2 separate regions of the Homo sapiens genome follow, and region 2 is linked to region 1. The links are chromatin loops, found by intact Hi-C in ENCODE. Cell type or tissue: OCI-LY7. All regions are shown on one strand. Each heading gives the region's core, and the rest is flanking DNA. Links, peaks and the distances in the headings are about the cores only.

Region 1 (5,373 bases), core at 160-5,159:
AGATTCCTCATGTATGTGAGATCATACAGGATTTGTCTTTTTTTTCTGGCTTTTTTTTCATTCAGCATATAATGTACTCTAGGTTCACTTATGTTGTAGCAAATGGCAGGATTTCCTTTTTTTTTTTTTTTTTTTTTTTTGAGACGGAGTCTCGCTCTGTTGCCACGCTGGAGTGCAGTGGCACGATCTTGGCTCGCTGCAAGCTCCACCTCACAGGTTCACGCCATTCTCCTGCCTCAGCCTCCCGAGTAGCTGGGACAACAGGTGTGTGCCACAATGCTCGGCTCATTTTTGTATTTTTAGTAGAGACGGGGTTTCACCATGTTGGCCAGGATGGTCTCGATCTCTTGACCTTGTGATCCGTCTGCCTTGGCCTCCCAAAGTGTTGGGATTGCAGGCGTGAGCCACCACGCCCAGCCCAGGATTTCCTTTTTTAATAGCTGAATCATATTCGTGTGTGTGTGTGTGTGTGACATTTTCTTTATCCATTTATCCTTTGATGAACATTTAGGTTGTTTCCATGTCTTGGCTATGTGAATAATACTGCAATGAGCATAGGAGCGTAGATATCTCTTTGAAATACTGATTTCTTTTCTTTGGATAAATACCCAGAAGTGGAATTGCTGGATCATATGGTAGTTCCATTTTTAAATTTCAGAGGAACTCCATACTGTTTTCCATAATGGCAGCACCAATCTCCATTCCCACCAGCTGCATACAAGGGTTTCCTTTTCTCCACACTGTTGCCAGCACTTGTTAGCTTTTGTCATTTTGGTAATAGCCATTCTAACAGGTGTAACGTGGTATCTCATTGTGGTCTTGATTTGCATTTTTCTGATGATTACTGACATTGAGCTTTTTTGTCATATACCTATTGGCCATTTGTGTCTCTTCTTTTGAGAAATGGGTCCTTAATCCATTTTTAAATCAAGTTATTTGGTTTTTGCTCTGCAGTGTTTTATGTCTTAAGCTTGGTAAATACACAGGTGTTCATTTTGAATGCCTGAAAGTACTCACTGACAAGAGGTTTTATAGGAAGCGTAAAAAAATTCTATCTCCTAACTATTTGCTGTCACCTGTAGAGTCAGTCCCCATTTAGTCTCTCTCCCTGTCCACTGAGTCAGTAGCTTTGTCAGGCTCCCCTGATGGTCAGAGATTAAACATCTGCTAATACACACATACAGTGCAAATAAATTGCATAGAAAAATTGCAGATCTTGGGGAAAAAATGTAAGATTTCATGAAGTCAATGAAAGTGATGCTGGAGAGCTGCAGAATGCCCCTCCAATGCCCCTGATGCCTGATGCGGGGGAGCAGCACTAGCCGCCTGCCGCAGAAGGGAAAACCGAATACAGGATCATGACTCCATGGAGAGAAAATAAAAAGCAGTAAAGCTCTTCAATAATTTTGCAAAAGGAAAACATGAAGGGCCTTATGTTTTATTGCCATGATACAATCATTCAGGAAGAAAGAAACCATACTGCCTTGAAAAACCCAGCAGTCATTTTTATTTTCTTTGTAAGACTTAATGTGTTCTTAGAGTACCAACTAATTTTTTAAAATACAAGATAAAATGTTATTTTCATAAATTTTGGCTTCCTTTTCTAAGACAAAGTTGTGATAAAACACTCTTACCCACAGTGTTTACCATGAAATGAAGATCTCTGTTTTAGGGGAAGTTACACTGTGCCTGTTTTGTTTAGGATCAGCTAGGCTCTGAGACCACAGGTCCTCTAGTTGTGCTGTAATTATTTGTGCAGGTGGTGATCGCCAGACAGAGCTCTGCACCTTGCATTCTGTTTTGGGGCTTAAAGATCTCCCTCATTTGGGGGCACAGCTGCTAAGTAGTCTGTTGCACGTGCATGAGAGTCCCATGGCAGATGTCAGGGTAGCTCCAGCCCAACCCTCGGGCCTGACACCTGCCTGAGCCACTCCCACCTGAATACCATGTCTCCTCACTTTTAAAAGGAAAATGGTCCTCACCACTAACACTCCTTCTGATAAAGTGTTTCAGCATTCTTTCAGGATGAGGGAGGCACAGTGGCTTCTGGCATCCTCTGTGGGCTGCGATTCATCTAATGGAGGAGAATGGGAAGAGAGTTAAGCTGAGCTGGGGGCAGGGGGCCTTTTGGGTGATCTCTGCATCTTGCTGTCCTGCTGCACCAGCCGATTGCTGAGAGCGCCCCTCTCCATCACACTCCCTAGCAAGCATCCCTGTCTTGTTGGCACTTGCTGGTGCAGACGCTCCTCTCTTTAATTAAGCCTAGAGTTTCCAGACAAAAATCTAAGTAGCAAAACAAAAACGAAGGAGTGATCCATTTATTTTGGAAAAACACTCATTCATCCTAAAAGGACTTTACTTACATAGCACTCCTGGGGCATAAAAAAGAAGATTCAAACTCTGATGATTTGTTTTGCATGAATTATGTTTTTCGGGACCGTCCTCTTATGTGAGGTAGACCAAAGCTGTAACAGGTCTAGAGTTAACTTCTTTTAAAGTTGGGACCAGGCCGAGTGTGGCGGCTCATGACTGTAATCCCAGCACTTTGGGAGGCTGAGGCAGGAGGATTGCTTGAGGCCAGGAGTTCAAGACCAGCCTGGCCAACATGATGAAACCCTGTCTCTACTAAAAATACAAAAAAATTAGCCGGCCGTGATGGCACACATCTGTAGTCCCAGCTACTTGGGAGGCTGAGGCTGGAGAATCGCTTGAACCTGGGAAGCAGAGGTTGCAGTGAGCCGAGACTGTGCCACTGCACTCCAGCCTGGATGACAGAGTGAGACTGTCTCAAAAAAAAAAAAAAAAAGAAAAAAAAGAAAAGAAAAAGAAAAAAAGCTGTATCCAGAATATCCCCTGTGCTAAGTAGTCTTCCCTCCTGTCCTGATACCTACTAGCCCTGGCTTGTCACTGAAGAAAACCAGACTGCTCCTTTATTTTTAGTTGACGACAATATCATTAATAAAAATGCAAAAAAGAGGAAGCAATCCTGCCATCTTCATATAAGAGCTACTTTTCACCTTTGCAGTTTCCTTTGTGGTTCCTGTGCTCGTGTATGTATATATATATATTTAGAGTATTGCAATTTTTCTGTTTCTTAGTTTCTTTTACTTAACAGAGTACAGCTGTTTTCCAACATGGCTATATACTTTAAATAATTGTCATTTTGAGTGGGCATAGACTCCTTGTAATGTTCATGTTCCACATTTACCGAAATGCTTAGGTTTCCAGGCTTTTTGTTATTTGTATAATGTGCATTGTAATAGGCAACTTTATGCACCTGGCTTCTTATTTCTGTTGTATTTAGTTAACTTCACAGGGGAGGGATCATTGGAGCAGAGGTCTCAGTATATATATATAGCTCTTCTTCTGAAATCACACTTAATTTGGATTCTCTCTACACCAGCAGGGTTGATGGGTTTTATTCCTTCTTTACCATTACTGGCTATTGTTAGTTCTTTTCATTTCTACCAAGTTAGAAGGTCCTGAAAGTTGTCTTAATTTCAACTTCTGGATCACTAGCAGAGGTGATTACTTTTGTGTTTTATCATCCATTGTGGAATCTCTATAGTCTTTGTCCACTTAGGAGGTCAAATTTGCCATTTTCTTTTTGAATTTGAGTGAGCTGTGATGAGTGAATCACCTAAAATTTTCTAACAGTGGTTTCACGCCTAACCAGTGAAATGACTATATTTGGGGGAAGAATAAACAAATGATTTGGTGAGGTTTGTATAAGAATGAACAAGATTTTCCACTAGCCATAAGGGTGCTACATTTTAATTCTTAAGTGGTCAGATATCAAACGATTCTATAAAAGATGGTGTGATTCTGCAAGAGACTGATATATTATTGAAGAAGCATCTGATGTCTGTGGCTTAGATAAGGGGGAATAGATGGTTCTTAATTTCCTTCTTGCTGGCCCAAGGCTTATCCTCTTGACCTGGTGCAGCACTGATACCTGCCTTTGCCCTTGGAGTAATATCACTTTTCGTGCTTGCTTGCTGTTCCTTGTTCCGGTCCCCCTCTTGAGAGGGTTGGGGAGGAGAGGCACTGCAGAGGGGAACTGTAAAGATTTCCTCTAATTGCTCTGCCGGTGCATTGCAAAATCTTCTTCCAAGATCTAGGTGTTTTGTAACAATGCGGCACTTTACAGTATGTGACCCACCGTACTACTAGAACAAGAAATCCATGTTACATTTTTGGCTAATAAAATTAAAAGTAAACAGTTGAAAGAAGAATCTCTCTCTCTCCCACTCCAGAGTCCCTCGCAAACATGTCCGCCATTGGGGTGAACTCGCCTTACCAGCTGATCTACCACTCTTCCACAGCCTGTCTGAGCTTTTCTCTCTCTGCTGGAAAAGAAGCCAAGAAGAAAATAGGTAAAAATGGTTCCTCGTGGCCTACCATTCATTGGTGGTGGCGGTGGGGTGGGGGATAGGTTTCCGTCTACCCTGTGTAGGTTGGTGGGATGGTTTGATTTGGTCTTCTGATTAGAAGGATACATAGCGGCTCTGCCTGGAGATCCAGCAGCTGTCCACACAGATTTGCTCATGGAAAGGTTGTCACAGTCCAGCCCTATCACTGCATAGCACAGGCTCATCATTTCAGCTTGCTCATGCCCTACATTCCCAGCGATGTGGCGTCCCTCCTCTGGGACAACATCCCACCAAACCCATCTCTTCTATCCCTACAGTATCCCAAACTCACGCCTCTGCTCAGACAGCTCTGTCCAGTCACACAGCAAGTGGGGGAACTAGTATCTGAAGAGAGGTATTTGGATACCAAACCTGGTAGACCTCAGTTGCACTTCCCAAATTGGGCAAGTTTTTATGGGCAGGAAACAAAGACATAGGAGATACTCCTATTCTACTGAGGAAGACACACACAGGAGAGGCTTCAGGAAGAGAACAGGTGGCAGACAAAGACAACCAATGTGACAATACCTGCTCAGGAAGAAGCTCAGAGGAGAGACAGGCTGGGGCTGCAGACAACAGGACAAGGTCTGGCAGAACTCCCAGGCCCACCCTGCTAGCCATGACAGCTGGGTTGTGGGGACAGGGTAGGTAGGAGAGGACCACGTTCCTGAAGGTGGTGGGAGGGTGGATGGCAGGCAGGAATGCTCAGGCTGTCCAGATGACTCCCACAGACACTGGAGGTAAGGCTGGAAGCCAAGGAGCTTGGATTTCCTCCGTGCCCCAGCCCCTGGCTGGCTGTTTGACCCGCCTTCCTCAGCCCTCACCTCCATGTTGGTAAAAGGGGGATGGTCATCATGGGCGTGCCTTGTATTTCATCACTCACCATATCGAGCTGATCCTATACTCTTTCCGTTATTGAACAAATGGTTATTGAACACTTGCTAACTGTCAGTCTCTGTAC
Region 2 (5,373 bases), core at 214-5,213, 360 kb after region 1:
TGTTATGGACATGAAGCATCCTGGTGGTCCTGTCTCTACAGCTCTCTGGCTCCTACCTTAGCCTTAGCGGCCAAGAGGGATTGGGCCCTCTGTGGTCCACTGGACTTATTAATACCTTTAGTGGGAAACCCTGGCAGGACAGTCTTTACATCCACCCAGCAAGGCAGCTCCTTGGTGTGGAGGTAGGGAAGCCACACACATGTTTCTGGAGCAGAGCACAGTTAGGCTGCTGGAACATTCAGATGCCATTACAGACAGGCCTTAAATTGGCAAGCTTATTCTCTAAGGATACGTGCTATCAAGGGCAAAAACAAGCTCCAAAAGTTTCAGAAGTTAGAACATATTCATTATGTCATCTGACCTCTCATGTTCCAGGTGAAAATTCTGAGGTCCAAAGTCTGATGCATGACAGAACTCACTGGCAGGCAGATAGGGCCTCACTCCGTCACCCAGGCTGGAATGCAGTGGTACAGTCATGGCTCACTCCAGCCTCAACCTCCTGGGCTCAAGTGATCCTCCTGCCTCAGCCTCCTGAGTAACTGGGACCACAGCAGATGATACAGGTTTAGATGGTGCTGCCAGGTAGTGCCTCAAAGAGAAGAAAAGTGGTCACTTCAGAATAAGGCTGTGAACACTGCTTGTGCAAGTAAAATTAAGAACATGTTATCAATTATAAAATCCTCACATTTTCTCTAATTAATTTTCTCCCATTTCTGTATATTTTAAACCCATCTTTCATCACTACTAAACAAAATAGGGAAAGACAAAGGTTTAAAGAGAAACTATCCAGGATCAAGTAGCCTACAGGGAACAAAAAAAGAAAATAATGTTTATTTCCACAAATTATCTGCTGCCTGTGAAGCTGGCCACACAGGCAGTAACTGCACCACAGGACTGCTGCTGTCTCCACACGTCCTTTCAGGGTCTGGGCTGTCCACCTCACTGCCCATTGCTCCTGTGTCAAGCCTGAACTCAAACCCTAGTTATCTGTCCCATTAGGGACCAGACATTTATTCTGTCTAGAGAATGGTCACCACTCCTTTTGGTTCAGGACATTCCTGCTGGTTAGCAGCCTCTTTGGGCCCTAGAGGGAAGGAATACTCTCATAAGGCTTTGTGTGTCACTAGCTATGGAGACCTACACTGCAGATGAAAGCCAAAAGGAACTAGGTGCTTTCTGAAGAGCCCTTGCAGCCAAGTAGAACGCCCAGGCAGGTGGTATCAAGGTCAAGACTTCAGTCAGTTGGGTGGGGAACTGAAACCAGCAGACATGGGAGGGCTCTCTGTGGAGGAGAGCTTTTTCCACCCAGCCAAAATGCTGATAGCAGAGAGACAAGATGCTAGATTTCAATTAAACACTCCCTTTGTAAGTCTGTCACTCAAGGAACACCTGTCCATTATACATCAGTCTCTGCCCACCTTCCCCTCCCACCCCCGACAAGCCATCACCCCAAACCCAGATCTGGTACAGAATCAAACTTGAGCATCAAATGTAAAAGATCCAAATCTGCTCAATTTAATGTGATAATCTCCAACAGTTAATGAAACACATCGTAGTATGACATCATTTCACCAGCCAGCTACTTCATGTGGCAGAAAAGGTAACCTTTTCCCCATTTTACAGACAAAACCAGTTACAGACCTGGAAAGCTTTTAGGACTTGACCAAGGCCCCAGCAGGTAGAGGAATGAAAACTTCAGTCCTGCTCTGTCAAGCACCACTGTCCTTTTTTAATTCTTTTAACCACTGCCTTCCTGTCTCAGATAAAGTCAGGTCTCCTTGGCTGAGTTTCTAGGGGTCCGTGGTCCAACTGGTCCTTCACTTTATAATTAAACTTATTTAAAAAATTTTTTTTCTTGAGACAGTCTTGCTCTGTGGCCCAGGCTGGAGTGCAGTAGCGCACGATCATGATTCACTGCAGCCTTGATCTCGCAGGCTCGAGATCCTCCCACCTCAGCTTCCCAAATAGCTGGGACTACAGACGCGAAACACCACACCCATCTAATTTTTGTACTTTTTGTAGAGACAAGGTCTTGCCATGTTGCCCAGGCTGGTCTCGAACTCCTGGGCTCAACTATCCGCCCACATCAGCCTCCCAAAGTGCTGGGATTACAGGCATGAGCCACCACACCCAGCCTAGCTAAACCTATTCTTAAGGTGACCCTAGAAGGCTCTGCTGTCTTCTGGAGGCTGAAACCTCCACTTTAGCATAACTAAAGTGACAGTAACATCAGTGTCCTATGAGGAAAGAACAAGGAAGGTGCTCAGTAATGCAGCACTCCCTCCTCCAGAGCTTGGTAAGCAGGGCCTGAGGGAGCCAGCAGAGCCAGCTATAGACACCATCCCCCCAGCAGGGCCCCAATGTCTCCACTAGGTGGTGTCTCCTCATTTCCTCCATGGCCTACAAACCTCCCTGCTAATGCACACAGTGGCTGGGCCATGGGTTGGCAGTGGCTGACTGGTCAGCAGGTACGTGCCTGAGTGAGGCTGGCCTGTCAGCCACTGGGGCTCCTCCATCTCTGGCCCATGGCTAGGCCCCCCAGCAGGCAAGGGTAATCAACTGTACTTAAAAAAGTGAGCACTGCACGAAGGGTTGCCTTTGGATTTCTGAAAAATACCCCCAAGGAACTGAACGGAGGGGTGTACACACTGCCAACCACAGACAGTGCTAGCCAGACTCAACCACAGCAGCCCTTATGTTCTCCAGAGTAGAGCCCAGAGGAAGATTCAAAGCCAGCGGAGACCAGTAAAGGGTCGCAGGACCAAAACAGGTGTCAACAGGCTGTGGCCTTAACCTCTCAGGCCCAAAGCCTTTCTGCTACACAGGCCTTCCTCTTCACTAGGACCAGATACACGCCAAGCTGCTATTAGGAAGCGTTTTATTGACCAGCAGAGCAGGGATATTCATTTAGCAGCTCAGCTTCAGACCCTCCTCTCCCACATCCTTTTACACAGGTGTGTAAAGTCCTTTTAATGCAAAAGGATTTCCAGAGTCTCCAGGGACAGAACCAGGGGCTTCCCTGGGCCAAAGTAATCCCATTCCAATCTCCCCACTGGTCAGACACCATCACCCCAGCCCACAGTGACCGTGGGCCTTAGTCCTGGGCATCGGCTTTCAGAGCGGCTTTGTACTTCCCCCTCATCTCCTTGGGTAATGGCACCAGGCTGGGGCAGGGCACCTGCCCTTCCACTTCACAGATGCACTCCCGCAGGCAGTACTTTCGAGGGCCGAAGTTGGCTGGGTGAGAAAGCTGCTTTTTCTCCTCCTCCTCTTCCCTGAGGGTTTCCCTGCCAAAGAGCACAGACGGCAACCAAGCATTGGCAACTTTGAGTGGCAGGCACAGGGCAGTTTCTCAGCCGAGACAACCCCACCATCCACCAGGGACACCTGGATCTCCTGCCTTCTAACCTGATCCTCACTGTCAAAGCCTATCGCTGTCTCCCTGCTGGCCCCTGAGGAGAGCGCTGAAAGAAGGCCTGCTGTTGTCCCCTCACACCACAGCAGCAAGCCTACACAGTGCGGTCAGCCTATCTGCTGCCACAGGTGGAGCCCACAGCTCTCACATGCAATCACAAGATAAAGGAGCCTGAAAAGGCCTCTGTGTGGTTTCTCAAAGACAGACTTTTTCAGCTTCCGTCCCTTTCTGTCTCCTCTCATTCATGGAAAGAAAGACCTGTCACCAGGAGCCCTAGGGCTAGATGTCTGCTAGCTCCAAGCTGAGATTCCCAGGAGAGATGGGTTAGCAGCTGCACAGGGCCACAAGTCAGCTGCATTTCAGCTTCCCGTCCCCCGCAAGAGGGAGAGAGGTACTTCTCACACTGTACAGCCAAGGGAGATAAAGCTTACAGAGGTTTAATGATTTGGTAAAGAGCAACATCAGAAAGAACTGATTCTACAGCCCCAGCTCTTATTAGTGTCTGGCGTTCACTGTCAGAGAATCTTACCTCTCAACACCCTTCCCACACACCCCTTTCTTCCTCAAATTCTCTGGGCTGAGAAGTTTGTTCCTTCCAGGTCAAACCAAACAACTCACTCATTCTTCCCCAAGATTTTTCTGATGTGCTCCATGATCTCCTTATTGCTCTTGGTCTCCACATCCACCAGGACCTGCTCCCCAGAATCTGGAAACGGAAAGCACGGGGCAGAAGAGAAACAGAACTCACAGCGCACTCAGCCTCAAAAAGTTGTAATTTGGGACTTGCTTTTAGTGGCAGAAACATTTTAATAATAAAATAGATATACTTGTTTACATAATCTGTAATACTACCCTTCCTTTTTCCATTTTTCTTTAGACCTGAGCAAGCATAAACTTTAGATATGTAAAAAAACATGCCATTTTAATAGAAAGACATTCCATGTTCATGGATAGAAAGACCCAATATTCTTAAGACGGCAATTCTCCCCAGACTGATCTACAGATTAAATCAATCCCTATCAAAATCCCAAGCGGTGTTTCTGTAGAAACTTAGAAATTAAGCCTAAAATTCATATGGAAATGCAAAGGACCCAAAAGAGCCAAAACAATTCTAAAAAACGAGAAAATGGGAGAACGTTTACTTTCCAATTTCAAATTTACAATAAATTGAAATTACTATAATCAAGACAGTGTGGTACTAGTATAAGAATATGGCCGGGCGCGGTGGCTCAAACCTGTAATTCCAGCACTTTGGGAGGCTGAGGCAGGTGGATCATGAGGTCAGGAGTTCAAGACCAGCCTGGCCAACATAGTGAAACCCCATCTCTACTAAAAATACAAAAAATTAGCTGGGAGGCAGAACTGCTTGAACCCAGGAGGCAGAGGTTGCAGTGAGTGGAGATAGCACCACTGCACTCCAGTCTGGGCAACAGTGTGAGACTTTGTCTCGAAAAAAAAAAAGAATAGACACACACTGTAATGGAACAAAACTGAGTCCAGAAATAAACCCTTATTTGTAAGGTCAATTGCTTTTCAGCAAAGATACCAAGATAATTCAATGAAGAAAGATAATCGTTTCAACAAATGGCGCTGGGATAACTGGCTATCTATATGCTAAATAGGTGAATTTAGACTTTTACCCACAACATTAAAATTTTAAAAATTAAAACTCCAGGAGGCTGAGGCAGGAGAACAGCTTGAACCCTGGAGGCAGAGGTTGCAGTGAGCTGAGATCGTGCTACTGCACTCTAGCCTGGGCAACAGAGCGAGACTCAACCTCAAAAAAAAAATTAAAACTCAAAATGGATTTGAGACCTAAATGTAAGCACTCAAACTTAAAACTTCTAGAGGAGAACACAGGAGAAAATTGTCATGACCTTACCTAGGCAAGTATATTTTGGAGATGACATTAAAAAACATAATCCATAAAAGAAAAAAAACTCTATAAATTGAAAAAT

What was found. Peaks named below come from ENCODE experiments on the same cell type or tissue, not always from the same donor. Only the 100,000 strongest peaks of a DNase experiment are listed, where the experiment ranks them.
Region 2: a loop joins it to region 1, with 2.3 times the contacts of the local background. A loop is called at or near these places in 1 of 110 quality-filtered maps.

Annotation. Positions count from the first base shown.
Region 1 is chr3:14,685,741-14,691,113 of GRCh38, forward strand. It overlaps C3orf20 (chromosome 3 open reading frame 20), which reads left to right. Exons shown (of 17, transcript NM_032137.5): 5 at 4,257-4,376. Among named protein-coding and RNA genes, the nearest start is that of C3orf20, 13 kb to the left of the region's middle. RefSeq lists enhancers at 738-887, 3,061-3,120. In OCI-LY7, for the core only: a CTCF peak has its summit at 2,229; DNase peaks (open chromatin) are centred at 791, 1,811, 3,011 and 3,901; H3K4me3 peaks cover 4,086 bases; H3K27ac peaks cover 4,865 bases.
Region 2 is chr3:15,049,347-15,054,719 of GRCh38, forward strand. It overlaps MRPS25 (mitochondrial ribosomal protein S25), which reads right to left. Exons shown (of 4, transcript NM_022497.5): 3 at 4,034-4,121; 4 at 1-3,287. The coding sequence ends at 3,095. Among named protein-coding and RNA genes, the nearest start is that of MRPS25, 13 kb to the right of the region's middle. RefSeq lists an enhancer at 1,087-1,166. In OCI-LY7, for the core only: CTCF peaks have their summits at 2,373 (motif pointing right) and 2,575; DNase peaks (open chromatin) are centred at 1,235, 2,365 and 3,755; H3K4me3 peaks cover 2,159 bases; H3K27ac peaks cover 4,775 bases.